2 separate regions of the Homo sapiens genome follow, and region 1 is linked to region 2. Evidence: read pairs that join two places in POLR2A ChIA-PET (ENCODE). Cell type or tissue: OCI-LY7. All regions are shown on one strand.

What was found. ChIA-PET counts read pairs that join two places held together with the same protein. Peaks named below come from ENCODE experiments on the same cell type or tissue, not always from the same donor. Only the 100,000 strongest peaks of a DNase experiment are listed, where the experiment ranks them.
Region 1: POLR2A ChIA-PET joins it to region 2 with 11 read pairs; 15 of 35 experiments call an interaction of 5 or more read pairs at or near these places.

What each region holds. Positions count from the first base shown.
Region 1 is chr3:170,167,692-170,175,691 of GRCh38, forward strand. It overlaps PHC3 (polyhomeotic homolog 3), which reads right to left. Exons shown (of 15, transcript NM_024947.4): 3 at 4,866-5,021; 4 at 3,682-3,759. Among named protein-coding and RNA genes, the nearest start is that of PHC3, 10 kb to the right of the region's middle. In OCI-LY7, CTCF peaks have their summits at 1,367 and 1,620; no DNase peak of the experiment used is centred here; H3K4me3 peaks cover 815 bases; H3K27ac peaks cover 1,412 bases.
Region 2 is chr3:170,347,471-170,355,470 of GRCh38, forward strand. No RefSeq gene overlaps it. Among named protein-coding and RNA genes, the nearest start is that of SKIL, 6.2 kb to the right of the region's middle. RefSeq lists an enhancer at 5,563-5,632. In OCI-LY7, no CTCF peak of the experiment used is centred here; DNase peaks (open chromatin) are centred at 3,231 and 3,651; H3K4me3 peaks cover 3,912 bases; H3K27ac peaks cover 5,701 bases.

The DNA of each region.
Region 1 (8,000 bases), 180 kb before region 2:
GGAGGTTGCAATGAGCCAAGATCACACCACTGCACTCCAGCCTGGGCGACAGAGCAAGGCTTCATCTCAAAAAAAAAAAAAAAAGTCTTTCTTTTAAAAATTACCAACTGAGAACTTCTGTGAATTCTCACTGTTTATCTTACTAATATGAGTCTTCAGTATGTTAGAAATATTATCAGCCAGGTGTAGTGGCTCATGCCTATACCACATAATCCCAGCACTTTGTGACCTGTGGTTGGAGGATCACTTGAGCTCAGGAGTTCGAGACCAGTCTGCCTGGGGAACACAGCGAGACCTCAACTCTAATAAAAATTTTAAAAATGAGCCAGGCATAGTGGTGTGCGCCTGTAGTCCCAGCTACTCAGCAGTCTGAGGTAGGAGGATCACTTGAGCCTGGGAGATTGAGGCGGTAGTGAGTTATGATCGTGCCACTGCACTCCAGCCTCAGAGGAAGACTCTGTCAAAGGAAAGGAAAGGGAATGGAAAGGCAAAGTCAAAGGGAAAGGGAAAGGAAGGCTAAAATTCTCCCTGTCTTCCCTTTTGAAAAAAAAATTAAAGTAAAAAAGGAAAAGAAATATTACCCATTTATGCAAACATATTTTCTCCCATTTTGCTGTTTTCACTTTGCTTATGCCGTTTTTTGGCAGAAGTAGAATTTTTAGTTGGTTTAACTTCCATTTTAAAATTTAACTAGATCTTTGCTCCATTTAAGTTGAAATACTAAAGACATAAACCTAAAGGCTCAGTCCGAATTAGTTTTAGAGCCAAACAATCATAAAATCACCACTCCACGGCCGGGCACGGTGGCTCACGCCTGTAATCCCAGCACTTTGGGAGGCCGAGGCAGGTGGATCACAAGGTCAAGAGATTGAGACCATCATGGCTAAGACGGTGAAATCCCATCTCTAAAAAATTAGCAGGGTGCGGTGGCGGGCGCCTGTAGTCCCAGCTACTCAGGAGGCTGATGCAGGAGAATGGCGTGAACTCGGGAGGCGGAGCTTGCGGTGAGCCGAGATCACGCCACTGCACTCCAGCCTGGGAGACAGAGCGAGACTCCGTCTCAAAAAAAAAAAAAAAAAAAAAATCACCACTCCACTACTGACAATAGTGTAGAATTAGTCATGATTCTAATTAGAGAAAAGAAAAGAATGCAGGTACCCACTCGTTACCTATACATTCAATTAACAAGTCTACTCTCCAAACCACATATAGATGGAGTATCTGTTATATGAAATCCTTGCGACCAGAAGTGTTTCGGATTTTTTTTTTTTTTTCAGATTTTGGAAAGATACAAACTGGTTTAGCATGCCAAATCTAAAAATCCAAAATCCAAAATGTTCCAATGAACACTCCTCCTTTGAATGTCATGTTGGTGTGCAAAAATTTCAGATTTTAGAGCATTTCGGGTTTTCATATTAGGAATAATCAATCAGTAGGTACACAGTTCCCCCAGGTGGTATGACTGGACTTTGGACTTGATTTTTAAAATAATATTCCATTTCCCCATTGGGATCCCACTCCTACTCTAAGCCCCAACTACCTAGCTGGTTACCTGACAGCTGTTTTTTCTTCTGGAGAATGGACCCTTTCCCACGGCTTCACTGTTATCTGGAAACCTAACTCAAAATAATCAAAACTCTGAAAACTACTAGTCTGTTACCTGATGGCTCATTATCATCACTACTTAAGAGATCTGTTACCATGCTCCCCCCCGTTTTTGGATATTGACCTAAATTTACTAAGTTACCTTGGGCATTGTAATTTTTACTGCTAGTCAAATTACTTGAGCAGAAGCTCACAACGGATAGTAAATAAAGCAAATGTAATGTATTATTCCTTTATTTTACTGGGAATCTGTTCTTCCTACTTACTTATCTTCCCCCACCAGCCATTTACAGCTTTTGGCATACTTCATGGTATAATGCTGCTGGTTTATGACAAGTAACATTAACAATGTCATATATATAAGCACAATCACTAGAATTCTAACTTCTGTGAATGTCACATACATAAAGCCATAATGAAAGACAGTTTAAAAAGATACCTTTTAATAACATGAAGGAAAAAAATTCAAAATAACATATCTATACAAATACATCCTATTGTTATTCCAGTATTTCACAGAATAAAGAATTTGTCTATATAATTTCCTTCAGTAGCCCACAAAATATTTACCACTCCTTTCCTTAATTACCATTGTATTAAAGACATCTGATGTCAATGACAAAAACTCCAGTATTAATGCTTAAGAGCTAGGTTACATTATTTAAGTTTTTCATTTAATCTAACATCTTCAAGTCATAGGGAACTTTTTAAACTAATCTTGTTCACACTCCAGGACATTCCCACGCCAAAAAAAAAAAGTCAGATCAACAGCCAGAAAAAAAAACCAAACAACAAAAAAAACCACAGCTATATGCTGACCACAGCATGTAGTTAGCAAAGACCATACCCTTAGCTGAAGAAATAGAGCACAATTCCTTAACCTTCAATTCCTTAACAACCTACAAACTATATTGTATTGGAGCCAATTTTATGAAGTATCAAAGTATTACCATTCTGGACCAGGAAAAAATATCTAGAAAGGACATTATTAGGTTCTCAACTACAGGCAGTTTGCCCCCCACCAGGAAACACCTATAGTTGTCACACTAGAGGAAGGAGAAAGACCACAAGCTGCCGGCATCTAGTAGCCAGGGATGCTGCTAAACATCCTATAAATTACACGATAGCCCCTGACAACAAAGAATTATCTGGCTCATAATGTCCATAGTGATGAGGTTGGGAAACCTGAGACAAATGATGAAATGTGAAAATGAACTGCACTGTATCAATGTTATATTTCCTGAATTTAGTAATTTTTCTGTGGCTTCAAAAAACAATAGCCTTGTTCTTAGGAAATACACATCAAAGTATTTAGGAATAAAGGAACATATCTCAACTTACAAATGACTCAGAAAAAAATATGTATACATGTAGTGGAAAAGAATGAATGATAAAGTAATGGGGCAATATGCAATAATTGATTAATCTGAGTAGAGTAGATACAGAAATTTTTTTATTATTATTGCAGTTTAAAATTATACCAAAATTAAAAGCTAAACAAGTATTACCATGCCCATAAATTTATTTTACCTGGGAAACTTGGCACAATTTCCCAATATATATGTGCAATATAGCGAATCAGCTTTCTTTTACTCCTTTCTCAAAATAAATTACCCTATCTTGAATGGATACTTGCAAATTGAACCCAAATAACTCATGTAAGCTGAAAGTATAATTTCTAAAATGTGAATTGCACAAAGTTAGAAATGCTTAGATGTCTACCAAGGACATGACATACTATTGTATATCACAGTAAATTCATGGCCAATATCCCTGCATTGTATATTTTAGGCTTTCAATACACACAGAAAGCTGAAACCACATAAGATCTGAACATGATCAGTGCAAATGGATATACAAGAAATAATACAAAAAGATTTTTTTAAGACTCAGATTTTCATAAGTTTAACATTAGTTCTGAATTCTTGAATTTTATCATTTCTATTTCTGGGCAATTGTTACTTTAAACAGCATGCAACAAATTATAATAACAGCTTCATAAATAACAACAGTTTACTTTTGGAAAACAATTCTTTAAAATTTTAAATCCAGGAAAAAAAAATTTAGGGAACTTACAGACGTTTGGGACATACTTGACTGCTGTGTGACACTTCCTGTGGGAGATGTAGATGGTCTTCCACTGGACAAACTTGCCTAAAATAGTAAGACTTTTAGAATATGTCGGTAAAAACCTGAAGTTAAGAACTTTCTGGTACCATGATAACACAAAACCACAACAATAAATGTCAAAAGGCCTATGTATGAAACAACTAATTTTATAGTCAACATGGCTTAAGCTTCGGTTAAACAGATTTTTTAAATAAGGAAAAGCTGAATGGTGAAAACAGGGGATCCAAAGACTAATCTTATTTTATTAGCTACTTTATTGTCAGTTTCACTTTATGGGTCTCTGTCATCTTTAAAGTGGAATCACTACTCCAGAGTTATGAAAAAGAAATTAGAGCTACAGCAAGAGCCAGTGAGTGGGTTTCAGTTTCCTAACTTGTATCACAAACATGTTATTTAAAAATTACACTACTAAGAAGCAACAGCTGAGAATCTGTTGGTAACAGAAATAAACCTTTTTCAGGTTCAGTCAATTGAGATCCTCCTCTGGTGAGGGGATTTAAGATTAAATCTTACACAGCTTTATTTAAATAGTACAATAGTAACAAAAATCTTTTTTAAAAACAAGCATTTAATAATGAAATCCTGTTATCAGTAGGAATAATATGATTGGATTTTAGAAAAATGGATATACCTATCTTTGTATAAAAAATTTCTGGAGAAATATGTATTAGATTGTTACTGTGGCCACCTTTGAAGAACGGGAAACAGTGATAGACAGGGAAAAGGAACAGCTTTACTTTATCTCTTATAAACAACTTAATATTGTTTGATTTTTTAATGAGTATAATTACTTATATAATTTTTTTAATCTTATTTTTAGTAAAAATACAATTTATGTAAGCCTAAGTACTCACTGTTGTACCTAGAACTTTATACACATAAACTAGCATAGCATTTCTTCAATCTGGATAAAAAGCACTGAGACAAAAGCTAGAAACAGAGTAACATAAAAAAACATATCCCCTTTTTCTCAATTAACTTCTATTCGGCAACCTATTAATATATTTCCTCCGGGAAAAATAACCACAGGACATCTGAGAACTCTGAAATAATACCCAATCTATTTATTTTCAGTAACTACCTACAGATAACAGAAACTTTGATCTCATAAACTCTTATTTTAGTCTTACCTGAACAGCAGCAAGGCTCTGAAGCTGGGAGCTGCTTAAATGCTGCTGCTGAAGAGCTGCAGTATGCAGCATCAAGTGCTGTTGTTGGGCTGCATACATTTGCTGAAGGTACTGAGCAGCTGAGCTGGGGGGCCGATGCAATGCCTGTTGAATTACCTGTGATAAGTCAATTGAACCAATGTCAAACCATAATCTCAACCTTTATCTTAATCAGAAAATCAAAGTATAAAAAAGTGGCAGTTTAAAATTTCACTGCTTTAATACATAATATCATCAAGCTTATTAACATTATTTCTTTCCTAGTTACATATCACTAGAAATCACTAACTTGTACACATTAAAACTACCCAGTGGGCCGGGCACGGTGGCTCACGCCTGTTAATTCCAGCACTTTGGGAGGCCGAGGTGGGCGGATCACAAGGTCAGGAGATCAAGACCATCCTGGCTAACATGGTGAAACCCCGTCTCTACTAAAAACACAAAAAATTAGCCAGGCATGGTGGCACATGCCTGTAGCCCCAGCTACTCGGGAGGCTGAGGCAGGAGAATCGCTTGAACCTGTGAGGTGAAGGCTGCAGTTGAGCCAAGATCATGCCACTGCACTCCAGCCTGGGCGACACAGCAAGACTCCCATCTCAAAAAAAAAAAAACAAAACAAAACCCAGTGGACAATTCGCAAAAGACAGGCCAGGCCAACTAAGCATTTCAAAAGATTTTCAATCTCACCAGTAGTCAAAAACTTACAAATTAAAACAAGATACTGTTTTCCAACTTTCAGATGGATAAAGATTTAAAAGAATACTACTACTACCTGGGGAAACCAATACTCCCATATTGCTAGTAAAAATTCAAGTTGGCATAACCTTTTTGGATAAAACTTCGTAGAATTCAGGGCTTGGGTGTGGAGAGAAATACCTTTACCATGCAACCATAACAAATAGTAATGTAGATCAGTGCTGTCCTATACAGTAACAACTAGTCACATGTGCCTACTGAGCACTTAAAATGTGGTTAGTGCAACTAAAGAATTGAGTTAATTTTAAATTGAATTTTAATTAATTTTAATTTTAATGTAAACAGCCACAAGTAACTACTGGCCACTATAGTGTACATTGCTGATACCGATCTATATTTACTAACAAAAAGAAAATCAGTGGGTTACAAAATAGTATATAGAGTAAGATACCATTTTTATATTAAAATATTTGAAAGAATCCACAGGAAAACTTTCAAAGACCACTGATGGGTAGCTAGATTAGAGGTGATTTTTAGCTTCTACTTCATACTCTTCTATAGATGTCTGAAAATCTTACAATGAGCAGGTATTATTAATAATCATATAAAATTACAAAGCAGCTGGGCAGGTTGGCTCATGCCTGTGATCCCACCACTTTGGGAGGCCAAGGCAGGCAGGTCACCTGAGGTCAGGAGTTCAAGACTAGCCTGGCCAACATAGTGAAACCCTGTCTCTACTAAAAATACAAAACTTGGCCAGGCATGGTGGCATGCACCTGTAATCCCAGATACTCAGGAGGCTCAGGTGGGAGAACTGCTTGAACCCAGGAGGTGGAGGCTGCAGTGACCAGAGATCATGCCACTGCACTCCAGCCTAGACGACAGAGCAAGACCCCATCTCAAAAAAATAATAATAATAAAATAAAAATAAAAAATAAAATTATAAAGCTATTTCTTCTTTAGAAAATTACTCAATAATTTAAAAAATTTTTAAATGTCAAATACCTTGTTTTGCTTCAACATTGAATAAAACTATTCTTACTTAATTCCTTAAAAAGTGTTAATTACTGTGAATATTTGTTAGTAAAATGTAAAATCTGAGCCTGAAACTTCATAAATAAATATAGAAAAGTCAAGTACTCTACTAAAATCAGAGAAAATTCTTACATTTCTCCAAAAGGTTAAGTCAGAATAAGTCAATCCTATACAACCAAATCCGAAAGTCACATTGTGCTCACTGTGACTCTGAAACAGCACAGAACCCTAATCGCAGCATCAAACCAGAGTTTTCAAAGAGCTAAGGGAGTAATAGTGCCATAATCCTATAGCTTGAGGGTCTCTCAGGACATCTTGAGCCATAATGCCATGAATCCTTTTATCTAAACTTCAAGACAGCATATTTCTGTGTGTTATTGTTTATTTTCATGTGTTAATATCTCACCTCTCCAACTATAGACTACTATGCCTGATACAAATTTCTGTCACAAAATCAATGGGAGCTTTTGACCTCTACCTGCAGGGGACTATAGGCCAGCATTAAGTGATTCAGAATTATAACAATATACCTTTTTTAGTCAGATCAATCTCTATTTGTTCTTCTAATTCCATAACAAAATTCTAAAAGCACTGGACTGTATACGGAAAAAAATTCTAAAATCAAACTGAAATAACAATCTATTTGACACATACTTTTGTCAGAGTATACTCATTTTTTCTGTTGTCAGCACAGTCTTTCACTACTATTCAATTACTCACAGCAATGAGTAAATACAAGTTATAGATACAGCAAATTGTTCTTATTTATTATAAATTCTTATTCACCCAAGGAGGGTGAAGAGAATTCCCAGGACAGAAAAAGCAAGCTGGAAGATTAAAGAATTACTTAGGTAGTTCAATAAATATTGATTTGATTTCATTTTGGGAGAAGCAATTCTATGGTCTCATAAGAAACAGAGTCAGTGCTATTTATGAGATATATCTACATCTACATATCTTTCTATTAATTTTTTATTAATCTATGCAGCTTAATTGAAAACTAGAGGACAAAATGGTATATTAAGCGATCACATTATCAGTCAGGCGTGGTGGCTCATCCCAGCACTTTGGGAGGCTAAGGCAGGAGGAGAGCTTAAAGCCAGAAGGTCAAGACTAGCCTGGGCGACATAGTGAGATCCTGTCTCTACAAAATAAAAAAATTAGCCAAGCATAGTCACATGTGCCTGTAGTCTCAACTACTCAGGAGGCTGAAGCAGGAGGAGCACTTGAGCCCAGGGGGTCGTGAGTTGTGATCATGCCACTGGACTCCAGCCTAGGCAACACAGAGGGAGAGAAGAAAAAAAAAAAAAGGGGGGGGCCAGGCGCAGTGGCTCACGCCTATAATCCCAGCACTTTGGGAGGCCG
Region 2 (8,000 bases):
TTTTTTTCTTTTTCTTCTTTTCTTTTCTTTTTTTTTTTTTTTTTGAGATAGGGTCTTGCTCTGTCACCCAGGCTGGAGTGCAGTGGTGCCATCTTGGACCATTGCAACCTCTGTCTCCCAGGCTCAGGCAATCCTCCCACCTCAGCCTCTGAGTAGCTGGGACCACAGGTGTGCAGCACTATGCTAGGCTATTTTTTTGTATTTTTAGTAGAGACGGGGTCTTGCCATGTTGCCCAGAGAGAGAGAGAGAGAGAGAGAGAAACAGAGAGAGAATTCCAGAGTGCTCCTTTTACTTAATTATGCCAATTTTGCTAAAGAGCATTTAAAAAACTACTTTCAAGGTGGTGGAGCAGCGGGCCTATCTTGGACAGTCGGGCCTGTTCCTTCTCTTAGGAAAGTCTGCATTACACTTTTGTCCTGCCTGCCTGAGTGGCCAATCTGAGTGACCCTGCTGCCACCATTGTCCCTTGGTCACCCTTTGGGTAGGGGAACTGTTCCCTCTACTTTTTCTGTATACTTCCCTTCACTTGGTATAGAGCATCTTAAACTTGAGAGGACAGAGAAGCACTTGGGAGCTTGCTTAATAGAGATTAAAGGAAGAAAGCCGGGCACAGTGGCTCAGGCCTGTAATCCCAGCACTTTGGGAGGCGGAGGTGGGCGGGTCACCCTGAAGTCAGGAGTTCAAGACCAGCTTGGCCAACATGGCGAAACCCCGTCTCTACTAAAAATACAAAAATTAGCCAGCCATGGTGGTGCGCGTCTACAATTCCAACTACTTGGGAGGCTGAGGCAGAAGAATTGCTAGTACCTAGGAGGTGGAGGTTGCAGTGAGCCAAGATCGAGCCATTGCATTACAGCCTGTGTGATGGAGTGAAACTGTCTCAAAAAAAAAAAAAGGGTTAAAGGAGGAAGATTCCTGCATTCTGATCCCTAATATTCTAATTTGGTAGTTCTAGGGCCCAAGAACCCATATTTTTAACAGGCTCCTTAGATGATTCTGGTGCAGGCACTTGGCAAATCCCACTTTCAGAAAAATTGCTCTGGTGCTTTGATGGGTACTTTTTGGGTAGTAAGAAGTCAACATGAGGCTGGGCACGGTGGCTTACACCTGTAATCCTAGCACTTTGGGAGGCTGAGGTGGGCAGATCACTAGGTCAGGAGATTGAGGCCATCCTGGCTAACATGGTGAAACCCCGTCTCTACTAAATATACAAAAAATTAGCCGGGCGTGATGGCATGTGCCTGTAGTCCCAGCTACTTGGGAGGCTGAGGTGGGAGAATCTCTTGAATCTGAGAGTTGGAGGTTGCAGTAAGCCAAGATCGCGCCACTGCACTCCAGCCTGAACGATAGAGCAAGACTCTGTCTCAAAAAAAAAAAAAAAAAAAAAAAAAAAAGGAGAAGTCAAGATGAAAAGTTTCCTATTTAAAAACACTGGTTGTGCTACTCTTCATTTCAGTAAGTCAGTTCTGGGTCTCATCAAACAACTTTCTTATGGGGATATTCAATTCTGAAGTGCCCAGTAGTACTTCCTAGGTAAGAATGCTGCTGGCCCTCTCATTTTCCTGCTATCATCCTTTAGATTAACCCATCTGTCTCATAGTCTTCCGTATCTAACCCCTCTGGTTCTCTGTTCTTATTAGGCCATGGCAGAATCCATTAAGGATCTCCACAGTTTCTCCTGATCCTACTTAGAAAATAATATTTTGAAGATATGTTCCTGGAACAGGTCAGGGAGTTGGTAGGGAGGTCATCTTGCTGTCTGCCAGAGACCTGGCCAGACCAAGGTTATCTGGGTTAATTAGAACCTGGCTCTTTGCCTTGAAGGTTCAGATACCCGATTTTGTCAACAAACAAGATTGATCTGGTCTGTGATGAGCAGACTCATCTTAACTAAACGTACAGCATTGGAAGCACACAACCAACATGCCATACATGGGTTTACAGTTAGAAAAGGAACTGGAGCATTTACACTGGCACAGAACTCCAGGTGCAAATGGTTTGAGTGCCCCATTATAATCACAAGCTTATTTCATGGGTAAAAAATCAGCTGGGTGCAGTGGCTCACACCTGTAATGCCAGTACTTTGGGAGGCTGAGGTGGGTGGATCACCTGACATCAGGAATTTGAGACCAGCCTGACCAACATGGAGAAAAACCATCTCTACTAAAAAAATACAAAATTAGCCAGGCGTGGTGGTGCATCCCTGTAATCCCAGCTACTCGGGAGGCTGAGGCAGGAGAATTGCTTGAACCCAGGAGGTGGAGGTTGCGGGGAGCCGAGACTGTGCCCTTGCGCTCCAGCCTGGGCAACAAGAGCGAAACTCCATCTCAAAAAAAAAAAAAAAAATTCAGAATAAGGGAAGGTAAACACCTGATTTACTTTCTGAATACATTGAGGCTGATTCTTTAATCTCCACAACTGAGATAATTTTGTAACCCTGCTGACGAATTATGCCTTTTGAAGGATACATTTATTTTGATTTGTTAATGCATCCAGTCAAATTTTACTCTGAACAGAGAATCATTTTCTCTCTTTAAAGTGACTTTGCCTCTGTCTGCTTCCTTTCCTCTTTCTTTCCTTCCCATTTTTGTTTCTTTCGTTTTGTTTGTTTTACAGGTAATTCTCAGAGAGCCAACTTAATATCCTTTTTTTCCTCAAGTTATTGCATAGAGTGGGAGGTAGGGACATAGATTGCAATTACTGGTTCAGGTACTTCACAGTTGTCCCCTAGTGTTTCTGCAGTACTCACTTCCAGTTTTCTTTTGATTTTCACCTTGCTCACGCTTGTAATCCCAGCGCTTTGGAAGGCAGAGGCGGATGGATCACTTGAGGTCAGGAGTTTGAGACAACCCTGACCAACATGGTGAAAAATTACCAAAAATTAGCTGGGCATGGTGGCATGCACCTATAGTCCCAGCTACTCAGGAGGCTGAGGCAGGAGAATTCCTTGAATCTGGGAGGCGGAGGTTGCAGTTAGCCAAGATCTCGCCACTGCACTCCAGCCTGGGTGACAGAGTGAGACCCTGTCTCAAAAAACAAACAAAAAAGAGAAAAAAGAAAAGAAAAAGAAAAAACCCTAAGAAACTGAATTTTTAAATATTTATTTTAATTAATTAAATTTAAGTAGCCACCTGTGGCTAGTGGTTACCATATCGGACAGCACAGCCCTCTAACCATTGAAAATAGAGAGTTACTTCTGTGACAGGAAGCAAATCGTAAAGTTGGTTTACTAAAAATACAAAAATTAGCCAGGCGTGGTTGCACACGCCTGTAATCTCAGCCACTAGGGAGGCTGAGGCATTTTTTATGTTTTGTTTATGTTTTATGCTTTATGTTTTTAGTAGAGACGGGGTTTCATCATATTGGCCAGGCTGGTCTTGAACTCCTGACCTCAAGTAATCTGCCCACCTCGGCCTCCCAAAATGCTGGGATTACAGGCATGAGCCACTGTGCTCGGCCTAGTTAGGGCTCTTTTGGCTGCAAGTAACAGAAACCCATGATGGCTAGCTTAAGCCAAAAAAGAGGATTCATTTAAAGGTTGCGAGAGCATCCAAGGACAGAAACACAGCTCAGCCTCTGGGACAAACTGGAATCTAAGACTTGAGTCTTATCAACACTCTATCTGCTCCTCTCTTGCATCTGCCTCATTTTAGTTTCTCTCTGCAGACTGGCTTACACTTCTTTTCTACTCCACAATAAGCAAGTATGACTGCCAATAGCTCCTGAGATTATGTTTCCTCCATTCAGTACACCAGCCAAGCTGAGACTAGACTCTTTCAGTGCTCATTCCAAACACTTCTGGGAGGTGATCATTGGCCTCACTTGGCTCAGGTGTCTATTCCTGGTCCAGCTGTCTGTGACTGGGGGCAAGGTCAATCATAGCTGCATGAAGCCCTGCTGTTATGGCCTTGTAGTCCAGGAGGGTGGGCAGAAGCCAGGAAAAGAAATGGGGGCTGGGCAGGCAACCCCAGGGAGGCCACTACAATTCTCATTCTACCATTTGGTGGCTCCCAATTACCTACTTTAGTCCTTCCCCTGAGCTTTCCCTCTCCTGAGCTATACCATGAATACACCCCAATCATCTCTTTATTTTATTTTACTTAATTTTTTATTTTTTTGAGATGGAGTCTTTCTCTGTCACCCAGGCTGGAGTGCAGTGGCGTGATCTTGGCTCACTGCAGCCTTTGCCTCCTGGGTTCAAGTGATTCTCCTGCCTCAGCCTCCCAAGTAGCTGGGATTACAGGCATGCACCACCATGCCTGGCTAATTTTTGTGTTTTAGTAGAGATGGGATTTCACCATGTTGGCCAGGCTGCTCTCGAACTCCTGACCTCAAATGGTCCACCCACTTTGGCCTCCCAAAATGTTGGGATTATGGGCATGAGCCACTGCACCCAGCCCCATTCTGAAGATTTCTACACCCTCTGCTAATCAAAGTTGCTTTATGTTGTGTTCCATCAAAATAGGACTCTATAGTATAAGTAATTAATCTGATATTGACAGCAAACTCCAGCAAAGATTCCAGATAAACTCAAAATATCAATTTTCCCATCTGATAAGTGGGGATAATATTGCCTACCTTGAAGCACTGTTATAAGGTTTAGAGATTAATAATAATAATAATAATGCTTACTCCCTTCCAAGTAACACATTTTCAGTTTTTTGTTTGTTTGTTCGTTTGTTTTATGAGATGGAATGTCACTCTGTCGCCAGGCTGGAGTGCATTGGTGTGATCTCGGCTCTTTGAAACCTCTGCTTCTCAGGTTCAAGTGCTTCTCTTGCCTCAGCCTCCCGAGTAGCTGGGACTACAGGCTCACGCCACCACTCCCAGCTAATTTTTGTATTTTTAGTAGAGACCGGGTTTCACCACGTTGGCCAGGATGGTCTCAATCTCTTGACCTCGTGATCTGCCCACCTTGGCCTCCCAAAGTGCTGGGATTACAGGGATGAGCCACTGCGCCCAGCTATTCTAGGGATTTCAAACACTATGTCATATTGCAGTGAAGGAGTTAGAATCTTTAGTGACCCACAAATCATATGACATAAACTTTGATATCCTATTTTTTTTTACCTCCATATTGATCCTACATAGAACTCAGATTCAAAAATCAAAGACAGCCTTTCTCACAATCTAAGCAAAGGATTTATCTAGCTGTGTGATCTTGGGCATAACTCTGTGCTTTTCCTCATCTGTAAAATGGGGCAATAATAGCCATTACCTCACATGGTTGTTATTAAGATTAAATGAATTATTATATGTAAAGTGCTTAGAACAGAACCTAGCAATAGTAAACACTATATAAATGTTAACATTGATTATTGTTATTTAATTCATTGTTTCTTAAACTGCAGATTACAATGCATTAGTAGTGGACTTAAATACAAAGAAACAGAATAAAATTGAATGATCAGAGAGCATTGCTCATAGTAAGGATAAGTATTACTGTGGGTTGTGATAAATGTACCCAACCTGTGAGTTTTAATATTTGCTCTTTTTGAATAATTTGAAGCAGTCCTTATAGCTTATTTGAATGTGCACAAGAAGACTGAGAAAACGAATGGAACTCCGTGGATGTGGGTCAAGTCCATTTGGTTTCAATGTCTGTTCTATCACCGATGAGCAATGTGGTTTAGCAGGCGACCTAAACTCTGTCTCAACTTCCCTTTTGTTAAAAAAAGGGGATTTCTTGTATGTATCTCATAAGAATAAGTGAAGCACTTTGAGCTACGTAGAGTCTAGCACTACTAATTCAGCATCTCTCAATTTATGGTTTGCAAATCATAGCTCGGCAATATCATAGAGCTGTTGCCAAGATAATAGTTCTTCCCATTTTTTTTTTTCCAGGAGAACGTCAGAGAAAAAAGTTTCTGATTTGCAATAAATTAAACTGCTTAACTTTCTAAACACTTATGAAATTCCTAGAATTGATAATGAAATACACTTAATGTGACTATTACATTGATTTTAGAATTTTTTGCAAATTAAATATTGAAAATTCAAACATTTCTAACATGATCTTTCTCTATTTTACCATATCTGGCTACTCCTTTTTGTTTTTTTCTCTTTCCTTCCAGTTGCATGGAGCCTAAGTTAAAGCCTGAAAAAACAGCTAGGCATGGTGGCATGCACCTATAGTCTGAGCTACTCAGGAGGCTGAAGTGGGAGGATTGCTTGAGTACAGGAGTTCAAGGCTGCAGTATGCTATGATCACATCTATGAACAGCCACTGTATTCCAGCCTGGGCAACATAGCTAGACCCTATCTTATTTAAAAAAGAAAAGAAAGGAAAAAAAGCTGGAAAAAAATAAAAGGAAGTGCTGCATGACACTATTCAGGGAGATGAGGTTAATAGTTTTTAAGCATGTGGTTTTCATCCTATTTTATACCTTACTATAAGGTATAAAAGTAGAAATAGGGACCTTGTAGATCCAGTACTGACTTGGCAGATAAGAGGAGAAAGCAGTCCAGAGGAGAAACCCTACTCAACGAGGGGAAGATACTGTGCATTGGCAGTAACAGTAACACAAAACAAGTATGGAGGAATAAAGTGTAAAGGGAAGAGGACAGGTACGAAAATGATTAAAGTGCTGTGAAGAAGTTATAGATCAGACCGGGTGCTGTGGCTCACGCTTGTAATCCCAGCACTTTGGGAGGCCAAGTCGGGCAGATCACCTGAGGTCTGGAGTTCGAGACCAGCCTGGCCAACATGGTGAAACCCCCTCTCTACAAAAATACAAAAAATGAGCCAGACGTGGTGGTGCGCGCCTGTAGTTCCAGCCACTTGGGAGCTAGCACCACTGCACTTCAGACTGGGTGAGAGAGCCAGACTCCATCTCAAAAGAAGAAAAAAAAAAGTTAAAGATCATAATTCCGAAAAAAAGAAATTAACGAAAAGCTACAGGAAAAAAATGAGATGGAAAAGGAAATGGTTGACATTCTTTTGTGAAACTGACCTCCTAGCATTTGACTTGCTGCTAAACAAACAAAACAAAACCTTTTAAACACATTTTTTTAAATCGAGGCTCAAGGAAGGAGGACTTTGGCAGAAGGACCATCAGAGACCATAACTGGTTTCTTTTCTTTGGAAAAGAGCAGAAGGTGTAAATGCAAACACAAGCCAGTGTTTGCATGCTCAATTAACATTTGAATTTCTTCCCCCTCCTTCATAAAAATAAAAATAATTTATGTTGAATTTTTGCATCTTACCCTATCCTTTCTCATTTCCATCTTCTTTGTAATTAATATTAGTGGGTCATTATCAACAGATCAGTAAATGGAGACAAAAGAAAAGCATTTGCCTCAAACTATTTATCAGGTCACAGAACAGAGCTGGCCTTCGAGTTTGTAACCTCTCCATTCTTGGTCTCTGTTATCAGACAGCCATAATTAACGAAGAAGACATTCTAGACTACCTAGTACCAGTTAATTTGGATCTTGTATCTGTACTATTTAATGGAAGAAGATGAAACAATAGGTAGTCCCCACCCCCAATCATTTGAAATTCTCATGCGCAGACAAGCACACTCTCATGGTGGTCTTGCTCAACTCCTGCTGGCAGCCAAGAAGGTGAGGTGGGAGGTCATGCAAAATCCACCTAATAACTACATAACTATTTGTTGACCAATCCTTTAATTGACTTTTCGACACTGATGAAGACCATGAGCCTGTGGAATTACAAAATTCATTACCTCGCAGTGCTTATTTTTTCTAAGGCCTGCATTTTCTGTGTCTGTGCAATTCTGTATTTGGAATAAAGAACCATTATCATTTGTGTTCAATGTCGTATGATACATACAATCAATTTTACTGATAACTTCTGAAAATCCTTAAGTAGGCCTGCAAAAATGTGCCTTCCTGTGAGCCTCCCCATCTGCCTCAGATCTATGTATAAATGGACCCCGTTCAGTTTCACTTGCTTTCAAACGCGTACCTTTGAGGTTTGGGAATTCAAGGACAAAATGATTTTAATTTGATGCATTTTGTACTTTGACCAATAAGG